Linked DNA regions of Homo sapiens: region 2 is linked to region 1. Evidence: chromatin loops called from intact Hi-C (ENCODE). Cell type or tissue: mammary epithelial cell. All regions are shown on one strand. Links, peaks and the distances in the headings refer to the core of each region. The heading gives the core; the rest is flanking DNA. Region 1 overlaps SCN7A (sodium voltage-gated channel alpha subunit 7). Region 2 overlaps SCN9A (sodium voltage-gated channel alpha subunit 9).

The links. Peaks named below come from ENCODE experiments on the same cell type or tissue, not always from the same donor. Only the 100,000 strongest peaks of a DNase experiment are listed, where the experiment ranks them.
Region 2: it touches region 1 in a loop (3-fold over the local background); 2 of 110 quality-filtered maps call a loop at or near these places.

What each region holds. Positions count from the first base shown.
Region 1 is chr2:166,417,376-166,422,773 of GRCh38, forward strand. SCN7A (sodium voltage-gated channel alpha subunit 7) reads right to left here. Exons shown (of 26, transcript NM_002976.4): 20 at 3,815-3,922. Among named protein-coding and RNA genes, the nearest start is that of SCN9A, 44 kb to the left of the region's middle. In mammary epithelial cell, for the core only: CTCF peaks have their summits at 499 and 2,388 (motif pointing left); no DNase peak of the experiment used is centred there.
Region 2 is chr2:166,312,109-166,317,506 of GRCh38, forward strand. All of the region lies in intron 1 of SCN9A (sodium voltage-gated channel alpha subunit 9), which reads right to left. Among named protein-coding and RNA genes, the nearest start is that of SCN9A, 61 kb to the right of the region's middle. In mammary epithelial cell, for the core only: no CTCF peak of the experiment used is centred there; a DNase peak (open chromatin) is centred at 2,513; H3K27ac peaks cover 530 bases.

The sequences.
Region 1 (5,398 bases), core at 288-5,287:
GGCAGGAGAATCGCTTGAAGCCAGGAGGCAGAGCTTGCAGTGAGCAGAGATACTGCCACTGAACTCCAGCATGGGCAACAGACCCAGACTCCATCCCCCCACAAAAAAGAAAATACATTCAACTCTAGATATTCTTAAAATGTTTGTACTAAAAAATCATTAAATGGCAACAGAGCTAATTAGTACAAATACTAGAATAAATAATTATTTTGCTGGCTTAATATATATATATATATATGCTTATTGATGTCCTGTATCATGCCAGAAATGATCATTCAAGATAACTGAACCCATGTGTATGTATGAGATTATTTTAAAATATATATATTATATATTTTAAGTGAAATATAATATGTGAAAGAGTAGTTAGGGGAATCAGAAGACCAATAGTTTGTACTGTCAATGAAGCCAAGAGAAGAGATTGCTTCAGGAAATTAAATGGGTTGCTGTACGTCACAAAGATTCAATCCTCACTGAACCATTTGGTGTCACTGGTGAGTCACTCCAGAGTATGAAGCTTGGGAGATGAATCTGCCACCTAAACTTGAATACCAGCAATAATCTATAATCACTGTCATTATTTCCTCAACTGACTTCACTCTTTAAAATTCAAATCAGAATTGTATTCTTATTACTCCACTGAAGCTGCTACGGCAAATGCAAATCAGTTGCTATATCTAATATAATAATATAATAGTTTTACTATTTCCACTACTTATTTTTCTCTTAGCTTTTTTATTTTTTTATTTATTTTATTTTATTTATTTATTTTATTGAGACCAAGTTTTGCTCTTGTGTGCAATGGCCCGATCTTGGCTCACTGCAATCTCTGCCTCTGGGGTTCAAGCGATTCTCCTGCCTCAGCTTCTGGAGTAGCTGACATTACAGGCACACGCCACCCCGCCAGGCTTTTTTTTTTTTTTTTTTTTTTTTTTTAGTAGAGACGGGGTTTCACCATGTTGGTCAGGTTGGTCTTGAACTCCTGACCTCAGGTGATCCACCCACCTCGGCCTCCCAAAGTGATGGGATTATAGGCGTGAATCACTGTGCCTGGCCTCTCTTAATTTTATACTTTTGATTTCCCTCTCCTGACCTTCTTTCACTTTCTTCCTGAGGCACCACTGATTCTGTTTTCTACCATTCTAACCTTCCCTTCCTTCAGCCATTACTAGATACTAATCCTTTTGCCTGCATACTCTTCCTTATGTTCCATAGTTGCCTGTCTTTGAATTAATATTTAGGCTTTTAACTATGATTTCAGTAACACTTTTATTTCTAAAACTAGATCACAGATCTTTTGTTAATACTTTTAAATATTTTGAAAGGTCCATTAATTGTTCTGCTGAAGAAAAATGCCATGTCTTTTAGAAAATCTACATATAAAGAATAAAAAGAGTGGATATAGTTGACACATATATTTGAAAAGTAGACAGCACCTAAGACCTTAAACTTATTAAATACATAAATCATTAATTTTGTAAGCATGTAACTTCCTAATATACTCAATGATATATCTTCAGAGATAATTTACAGAACTTCCAGAGGTGGAGATGAGGCTTCAGGTCTGAACCTGACTTTGACCTAAGCATGGCTACTATTTTCCTGACCTTGAATTGTCCACAGCCATTGTTTCATTGCCATTCTAATGAATGTACAGCATTAAATGGTACAGGGCCTAATTTCTGACAGAGTCAGTTTCCCTGGCAAATCTCTTCCTCCTTTTCTCTAAATTGGGGCAGACAACTTGCTGATTTTGTTACTTTTTTTTCCTCCCTATATGTCTAAACTTATTAGGAAAAAGAACTGGTATTATCCCGTTTTTTGAAAATAAAAAAGAGTTTATTTTAGTTACATATTTACTTAGGGGGGTGTGTGTGTGTGTGCATGTGTATTTTGAGTAAATAGGCCCTCTGTAGTTTACATGTCAGAATATTCTATAATGTTTTCCTATCACTAAACTGTATTTATACTGGAAATGTGGCTGTCTTTTTTTTTTTTTTTTGAGACAGTCTCACTCTGTCACCCAGTCTGGAGTGCAGTGGAGCAATCTCGGCTCACTGCAGCCTCGACCTCCCAGCCTTAGGTGATCCTCTCACCTCATCTCACCTCAGCATCTCAAGTAGCTGGGACTACACTTGCACACACCACACCTGGCTAATTTTTGTATTTTTTGTAGAGACAGGGTCTTACTGTGTTACCCGGGCTCGTCTCAAACTCCTGAGCTCAAGCAATCTGCTGGCCTCGGTCTCCCAAATTGCTAGGATTAGAGGTGTAAGCCACCGTGCCTAGGCTGTTTTGTCATTTTAACTTCAATCTTATCAAACCATTCAACCACCTTATTTTCAGCTTATTTGCCACCTTATTTTGGTTTAAAAGCACTGGGCAATATCACCACCTTGTGGATCTTCATGATATGGTTAAATGAAGTCTGTTTCTTATTATATGTTACAATTACTATTTTAGATTTTTTGTTTTTGAGGTGTATAATTGGAATTTTGCCACATTTGGAATTTTATGTATTTACTACATAATCAAAATATTAATTTCCCAACACAAATAAATCAAATGTATTTAAGAAACAGATAGATCAGGCCTAAGTACTATTATAATGAGTCAACGATACATTTGTATGAATTACAAGAATATTATAATGAATCACGGGCTAAGTATACATATACAAATATAACTAATGTACTTAAGTACTTTACACAATCATAAAAGTGAAATTATTAAAATTTCTGAAATTATTTTTTTAAATAAAATACATATTTAAAATCATTTATATTTCTGTTTGTATTTATAGAGAAAAATAAACATCCACATTTCACCAAGTGGAAGGAGTTTAAGTGTTATGGTTTCTTAATTAATAACAGTTTAAATGTAACACATAATACAATAAACTATAGGGATAAAGGTTAAACGTTAATAATTTTCTCACTGGATTCTACCATAGCAATGAATATGTGATATTACGTAGTAATTAAAGTGGCAGACTGATATGAAAAAAATCTATGTAAATAAAAATGCAAAAACACATAAATGTATTATAAAATAAAAGGTACATTTGAACGTATTCTCCCATTTCTGTATACAATGGGTCACTGTATAGCTACATACTTATACTACTTGTGGTGGTCACAGACTCCATTTTTTTCTATTAGGTCGAGCATTATGGGATTTCCATTTCAGGTACAAAAGATTGAACACCGGCCTTTTATAATATTCAATCTATTTTCTTTACATTTTTCAGACATTGGCCATTTTATAATATTCAATCTATTAATTTTCTTTACATTGTTCAGAAGAGGTTTTAACATGTGAGTGATGAAGACAGGAGAGGTAAGAAATCATCACTTGTGATTGTGACATTAAAAAAGTAAATTTATCTTAAAATTCAAACTTTTCTTTCATTCAGTGAGTAACCACTTAGGGTATACAATGTTTGTATAATTTTAAAGTTTGTTAACTGATCCAAGTTTCATTTTCTGACAACCGTATTTTTAAAATGGAGACAATTTTGGTAATATGCATATGTATATGGGGTAGAAATATATTTTTAAAACTATATTTTCTCTCTCAAATACTAGTTTCTTTTACTTGTCTGTATTGGTTTTTATACTTTATGAGGAATAAGAACCTAGAATCTTAATAAACATACCTATTCCTCTCTATTTCTAAGCAATGAAACGTAAAGTTTTTGTTGTATTAATACTGTTAAAGGTACAAACGAGAAGAAAACAAAGCTTCCCAATTTGTGCAAATTTAGTAATTCCAAATAAAAATTTGTAGATTAGCTTAGAAACTTATCTCTTACCTTCATTCTTTCAAATTGAGATAGAACTCTGAGGGGCCGAAGGAATTTCATGGAAATAAGAGGTTTTAGTTCTTCCCGAGTTTTGCCTATTAAGCTAAGACAAAACACCTATATATTTTTTTTAAAAAAAGAGTGAATAGGATTCCATATTAATCAAAATAACATGTAAAATAAACTTTGCATTTATTACAACAGATATATACAATAAAAGCTTACCAGTAAATTCGTGAATTATTTTTACATATACTTCAAAATACATTAATAATCACAGAAAGTTATAAGAAAATTATTGAGTGTTAAAATCACTTTAAAAAGATAAAACTAAACTGTTTTCTGGTAATAAGGAACATATTTTAGTGAGATAAATAAAAGTTGTATATTTTATACTCTTTATGATCAATGACATATCTTTTTTGTTTGAAATTAGATTAAGAATCAGTTTCATAATTACTTGTAATACAGTAATCATATGCAGTATATTCATTAAAACAAAATAAGAAATATAGTTACACATGCATTCATATACAAATATGGTTAAGACAATATACATGATAGGCTTTCAGAGGATAGGCATCAAGGAAGATATGAATATTGTTAAGTCAAAAGTACACACATTACAAAAAAGTATAACCAGATACTAAGGTAATCTTTAAAAGTAAATATATTAAAGGTTAATAAATGTTCATAAATACTAAGGTGGTAAAGCTAATATTAACTTTTATTATATCCAGATTTTTCTACATTTTCAAATCAACATTATGAAAAATTTCTTCTTTTTACCCTTTACTAAAGAGACAGCCTTGAAGTAGGCTTTGAAGTTTGGGTATTATTTTCATAAGCATGAAGGAATCTAGACACAGAACAGTGACTAGGAAACAGGAAGGCGAGTTGCAGGCATAGTATGATTTGGCTAGAGCTGAAGGCTAATTTGAAAGAGTGAACTTAGGAAAGAGAGGTCAGCTATTTTAAATCATTAATTGTAGATTGGGGAGCTTCTATCATTGTTTATAGAATAGAGAGCCATTCATTCATTCAACAAAAATACTGAGAACCTTCTAATATGACAGAAATTGTTCTAGGCACATGACTTAAAGGAGGGAAGAAAACCAAGAAAAAATTCTACCCTAATGGAACTTAAACCTTAGTGGGAGAAAACAGACAATAACAAAATAAATGAACAAATGGTACAATATTAATAAGGGGTATGGAGATGAAGAAAGCAGACAAAGAGAAAGGGAGTATTGGAGTGGCTGCAGTTTAAATAGTGTTGTAAGGAAAGACCTTCAAAGGTTTCATTTTGGCTAAGGCATCAATGCCAGCCAAGGTTCCAGCTGGAAGGAAAAATAAGTGCACAGGCACTAAGATGAAAATAATCTTGGCATATTTGAAGTGCTCCATGAAGGCTGGTGCTGGTGGATCAGTAAATAGACCTGGACAGGGGGAAGGAAGCATAGCAGGGAATATGTTGGATTACACAGATACTTGTAGAGCATTGATTGCAAAGATTGTTGATTTTACCCTGAATGAGATGGGTGTTTAACATAAGGTTTCAAGAGAAGTGACATGAGCTGACTTCCATTTCAC
Region 2 (5,398 bases), core at 190-5,189, 110 kb before region 1:
TTGGTGCAATTCAACTCAACTTTCCTCTTTTAAAAGTCTTTATGATAATGCCTTTGGTAGCACCACTCTCCAGCCTGATGCTGTTTTACCAACTAAACTTATGTAATATTCTAAATCCTCTGCTGTCACTTCAACAATGTTCATAACATCTTGACCAGGAGAAGATTCCATCTCACGAAACCACTTTCTTTGCTTATCAATCAGAAGCAACTCCTCATCCATTCAAGTTACCGCGAGATGGCAGCAATTCAGTCACAATTTTAGGCTCCATCTCTTAATTCTAATTCTCTTGCTATTTCCACCACATCTGCAGTTCTTTCCATCACTGAAGTCTTAAACCTCTCATAGTCATCCATGAGAGTTGGAATCAACTCATTCCAATTTCCTATTAATGTTTGTATATTGCCCTCCTCCCACAAATCATTAATGTTCTAATAACATCTAGAATGGTGAATCCTTTCCAGAAGATTTTCAATTTACTTTTCCCAGACCCATCAGAGGAATCACTATCTATGGCAGCTATAGTCTTATAAAATGTATTTATTAAAAAATAAGACTTAAAAGTTGAAATTACTCTTTGGCCCATAGGCTACAGAATGGATAGCGTTAGCAGGCATGAAAATAACATTAATGCCCTTGTACCTCTCCGTTAGAGCTCTTGAGTGACCAGGCACATTGTCAATAGGCAGTGATATTTTGAAAGAAATCTTTTTTTTTTTTCCTGAGCTATAAGTATCAACACTGGGCCTAAAATATTTAGTGAACCATGCTGTAAACAGACGTGCTGTCATCCAGGCTTTGTTGTTCTATTTATAGAGCACAGGCAGAGTAGATTTAGTATAATTCTTAAGAGATTTTCTGAATGATTAAATAATATAATTATTATTTAATTTTCTGAATAATTAAATAATATAGTTATTATTTAATTTTCTGAATAGTAAAGAATATAATTATTTAATTTTCTGAATAGTAAATAATATAATTATTATGTAATTTTCTGAATAGTAAATAATATAATTATTATGTAATTTTCTGAATAGTAAATAATTATTAATATTCTGAATAATTAAATAATATAATTCTAAGATTTTCTGAACGATAAATTAGCATTTGCTTCAATTTAAAGTCACCAGCTGCATTATCCCCTAACAAGAGAGTCAGCCTGTTCGTTGAAGCTTTGAAGCCAGACATTGACTTCTCCTTTCTAGCTATAATATATTCTTCTAGTAGAAGGCTGTTAGACCTTCATTGCAAATCTGTTGTTTAATGTAACCACTCTTATCAATGATCTTAGCTAGATCTTCTGAATAACTTGCTGCATCTTCTCCATTGGCACTTGCTGTTTCACCTTGCATTTTTATGTTATGGCAGTGACTTCTTTCCTTCAATCTCATGGGGTACCGTCTGCCAGCTTCAAACCTTTTTTTTCCAGCTTCTTCACCTCTCAGCCTTCATACAATTGGAGTTATGGCCTTGCTGTGGATTAGGCTTTGGCTTAAGGAAATGTTGTGGCTGGTTGATCTTCTATCTAGATCACTAAAACTTTCTCTATATTTGCAATAAGGCTGTTTTGTTTTCTTATCATTCATGTGTTCACTGGAGTAGCACATTTGATTTCCTTCAAGAATGTTTCCTTTGCATTCACAACTTGGCTAAGTACTTAGTGCAAGAGGCCTAGATTTTGGCCTATCTTGGCTTTCAACATGCCTTCCTCACTAAGCTTAATCATTTCTAGCTTCTGATTTAAAGTGAGAAATGCGCAATTCTTCCTTTACTTGAACATTAGGGGTGGGAATGGGTTACTAATTGGCCTAATTTTAACATCGTTGTGTGTCAGGGAACAGGGAAGCCTGAGGAAAGGGAGAGAGATAGGGATGCTGAAACAGAACACGTCACATTTAATGATTGTTTGCTGTCTTATGTGGATGTGGTTCATAGCACCCCAAAACAATTACCACAGTAACAACAAAGATCACTGATCATAGATCACCATAACACATACAGTAATAATTAAATAATGGCAATTACAAAGTTGAAATATTGTGAGAATTGCCAAAGTGTGACACAGATGCATGAAGTGAGCACATGCTGTTGAAAAAATTACGCTGACAGACTTGCTTAATGCAGGGTTGCCACAAACCTTCAACTTGTAAAGAATGCAGTATCTTGAAGTGCAATAAAGTAAAGCCCCATAAAATGAAGTATGCCTGTATTTTGATGGAAACCAAAGTTAGGATAAAGGTTTTTAAAGAATGTAGTGAAAAATAAGGGATATTTCATATACACATTCAAAAGTAGGATGATTCTGAAAGGTAAAGAGTAAGTTATGACTCGGCAATTCCACTACTTGGTACAGACTCAAGGGAATTTAAAACATATGTCCACACAAGAACGTTTACATGAATGTTCAGCAGCATTATTCATACTAGCCAAAAAGTAAACACAACCTCATTACTCACCAATGAATAAATGGATAAAGGAATGTGGGATATTCAAACACTGAATTAGTATTTAGCAATAAAAACAAATGAAGTATAGGTACATGTTACAACATGGATGTGATGAAAACCCCGTGAAAGAACACAGAGCCAAAAGGCCACATACGATATGATTCCATCTTATGAAATGTCCAGAATAGGCAAATCCCCAGAAACAAAATGTAGAGTATTTTTTGTCAGAGGCTGGGTGTAATAGGAAGTGATTATTGATGGTTATGTGGTTAATGGTTAAAGAGTATGGGGCTTCTTTTGGGGTGATAAAAATATTCTAAAACTACATAATGATGATTGTTGCATACCTTTGTGAACATACTAAAAACCACTGAGTGATACACTTTAAAATGGTGATTTTTTATGGTGTGTAAATTATATCTTAATAAAACTACTATGAATATGCATTAAGAATTTTGAATCCTAAAATATGTGAAAATTGTCCTCAGAATAGGAAGAGATTTAGTAAAAAGGAAACAAATCAATGAATCAAATCAAAGCAGTTGCCACTTGTGCTTTGGAGATTCCTCAACACTTTTGGAAATCATAAAGGTGAGAAGACGGGATAACTTGCCTCACTAGACTTTCAGTGTAGACATACTGTGGCTCTTGAAGAAAAGTTGGCTTGAATAACTGGTGTTTTTGTAGATTCTACATTCAACTGGAGGGTACCATCTCTTTCAAGAATTATTTGACAGAAATCTAGGTACAAAGATGTTGTGAACTCAGATGTCCATTACCAGTTTGATTCTTCCAATATTCCTATTCTCCTCTGTCTCTGTCTCCCCCAACCCCCATGCACATGCTCAACACAGCTCCAGAATGACTAAAGTATATGAAAAAAGCAGAGGCAAAGGGTGGTCAATGCTAGTGGTACCATGCATGGGCAATATTTCCCTGATCAAGCTAAATTAAAGGAAGACACTAAGCACCTGCTTAACATCATGATCTGTGAAATGGAAGTTGAAGAGACCTTGATCAGATTTCATCATCATCCTCTAGTTTGGAGAGGTGAAACTTCCTTTCATTTTACTAATTTTATAGCTTTGAAGAAGAGCAGCTTTAGTTGGCATCTGAGTTTGCTTGGAAGTTATTGTACCAGGCCAGTGGGGTGGCAAGATGATAGGCTGACAGGGTTACAGAGGGCAACATAAGTAAAAATGGAGCCTCACACTTCACCAACACACACAAAGAAGATGCAATGATGGGGCAGGACCTATGTGTGACTACAACTTCTTTCCTCTTCCCTTAGTCTTCTGGATAAACAGGCCACAGGAGTTTTCATTAGTCAGGCATTTAGTTTAAGATTTGAGATTTCTGGTGGAGTAAATATTTAAATGGAAAAATAAAGCTCAAACATTCTAATAAAAGTGAAAATGAATACTTATTTAATGTGAGAGTAGAGAGGACTTGTAAAGCATTACACCAAAGGCAAAATCGAAAAAGATAAAGAATGCTAGATTTAATCTCATAACAATGAAGGTTTTTAAAAGTGGAAGGCATCCACAAAATAAAAAAAGTACAATACAAATGACAGATGAAGTGCTTTTCCTTTAATGAATAAAGATATTAATATATCTCATAAAATTTAGTAAAAAACATAATTATCTAAAAATACAAATGGTTAATAAACACTTGTAACCATGTCAAACCTCACTAGTAATCAAAGAAACAAATATTAAAATAAACATGGGGAACCAAATTTGGCCTATTAATCATTAGCAAAGATTTTAACAAAAGTAATAGTGATATTAGAGAGGTTATAGGGGAAATCAGTGTTGCCTGTCTGGATGAAAGTAATAAATAATGTGTACTGTCTGGGTGCGGTGGCTCACGCCTATAATCCCAGAACTTTGGGAGGCCCAGGCAGGCAGATCATGAGGTCAGGAGATCGAGACCAACCTGGCGAACACTGTGAAACCCTGTCTCTACTAAAAGTACAAAAAAATTAGCCAGGCATGTTGGCAGGCGCCTATAGTCCCAGCTGCTCGGGAGGCTGAGGCAGAGAATGGCGTGAACCCAGGAGGCGGAGCTTGCAGTGAGCCAAGATCGTGCCACTGCACTCCAGCCTGGGCAATAGAGCGAGACTCCGTCTCAAATAAATAAATAAAGTGTACAAACTTTTTGAGGGTAATTTTGTAATATCTATCAAAAGCCTTAAACACGTGAATTCGTTTATATTGCCAAATAATTTTCCTTCTAGGAATTTATTCAAAGACAGTAATCTCAGGTGTCCTCTAACATGTATAAATATATTTACTACAATATTTTTATAATATTGAAAAATTATAATCAATCCAAAATCCTAACAGTAAGGGTTACACTAAATGAAGTAATGAATGTATAATGAAATAATGAGCAGCTTTGAAAGAGAGCGTTCAAAGACTATTTAATGAATTAAATGAATTATAAAAATATAATGCATAATAAGTGGAATCCAGGTTATACACACAGATAGATGTAAATTAATAATAATTTTTAAAATGATATTTAATTTAAATACACAATGCATTTAACAAAGTTTAGCCCTAGTTAAGAGATTATGGATTATTTTTATGTCTTTATACTTTACTTTTCAAATTTGTACAACGAAAATGTCATGTTTTTCTATCCAGAAGAAAGAAAATATACTTTGAAAAAAATCATTTAAAATTATTTGACCTAATTTTATATAGTCAATGAAATCAATCAATATTTATTCTTGTCATGTTTAATTTACAATTTTGAAAAATATATTGCTACATTTCCACTTTTATTAACATTACTATGATTGTATCTTCTTTAGAATGAAATCCCAATGTTGCATATAAAGGCAGTACTTTTGTTTTCTCATTACTATCTTACCCACTCACCATTAATCTCATATTAGAGAATACTTAGGCAACTACTAAAATTAAAAAATGAATGTG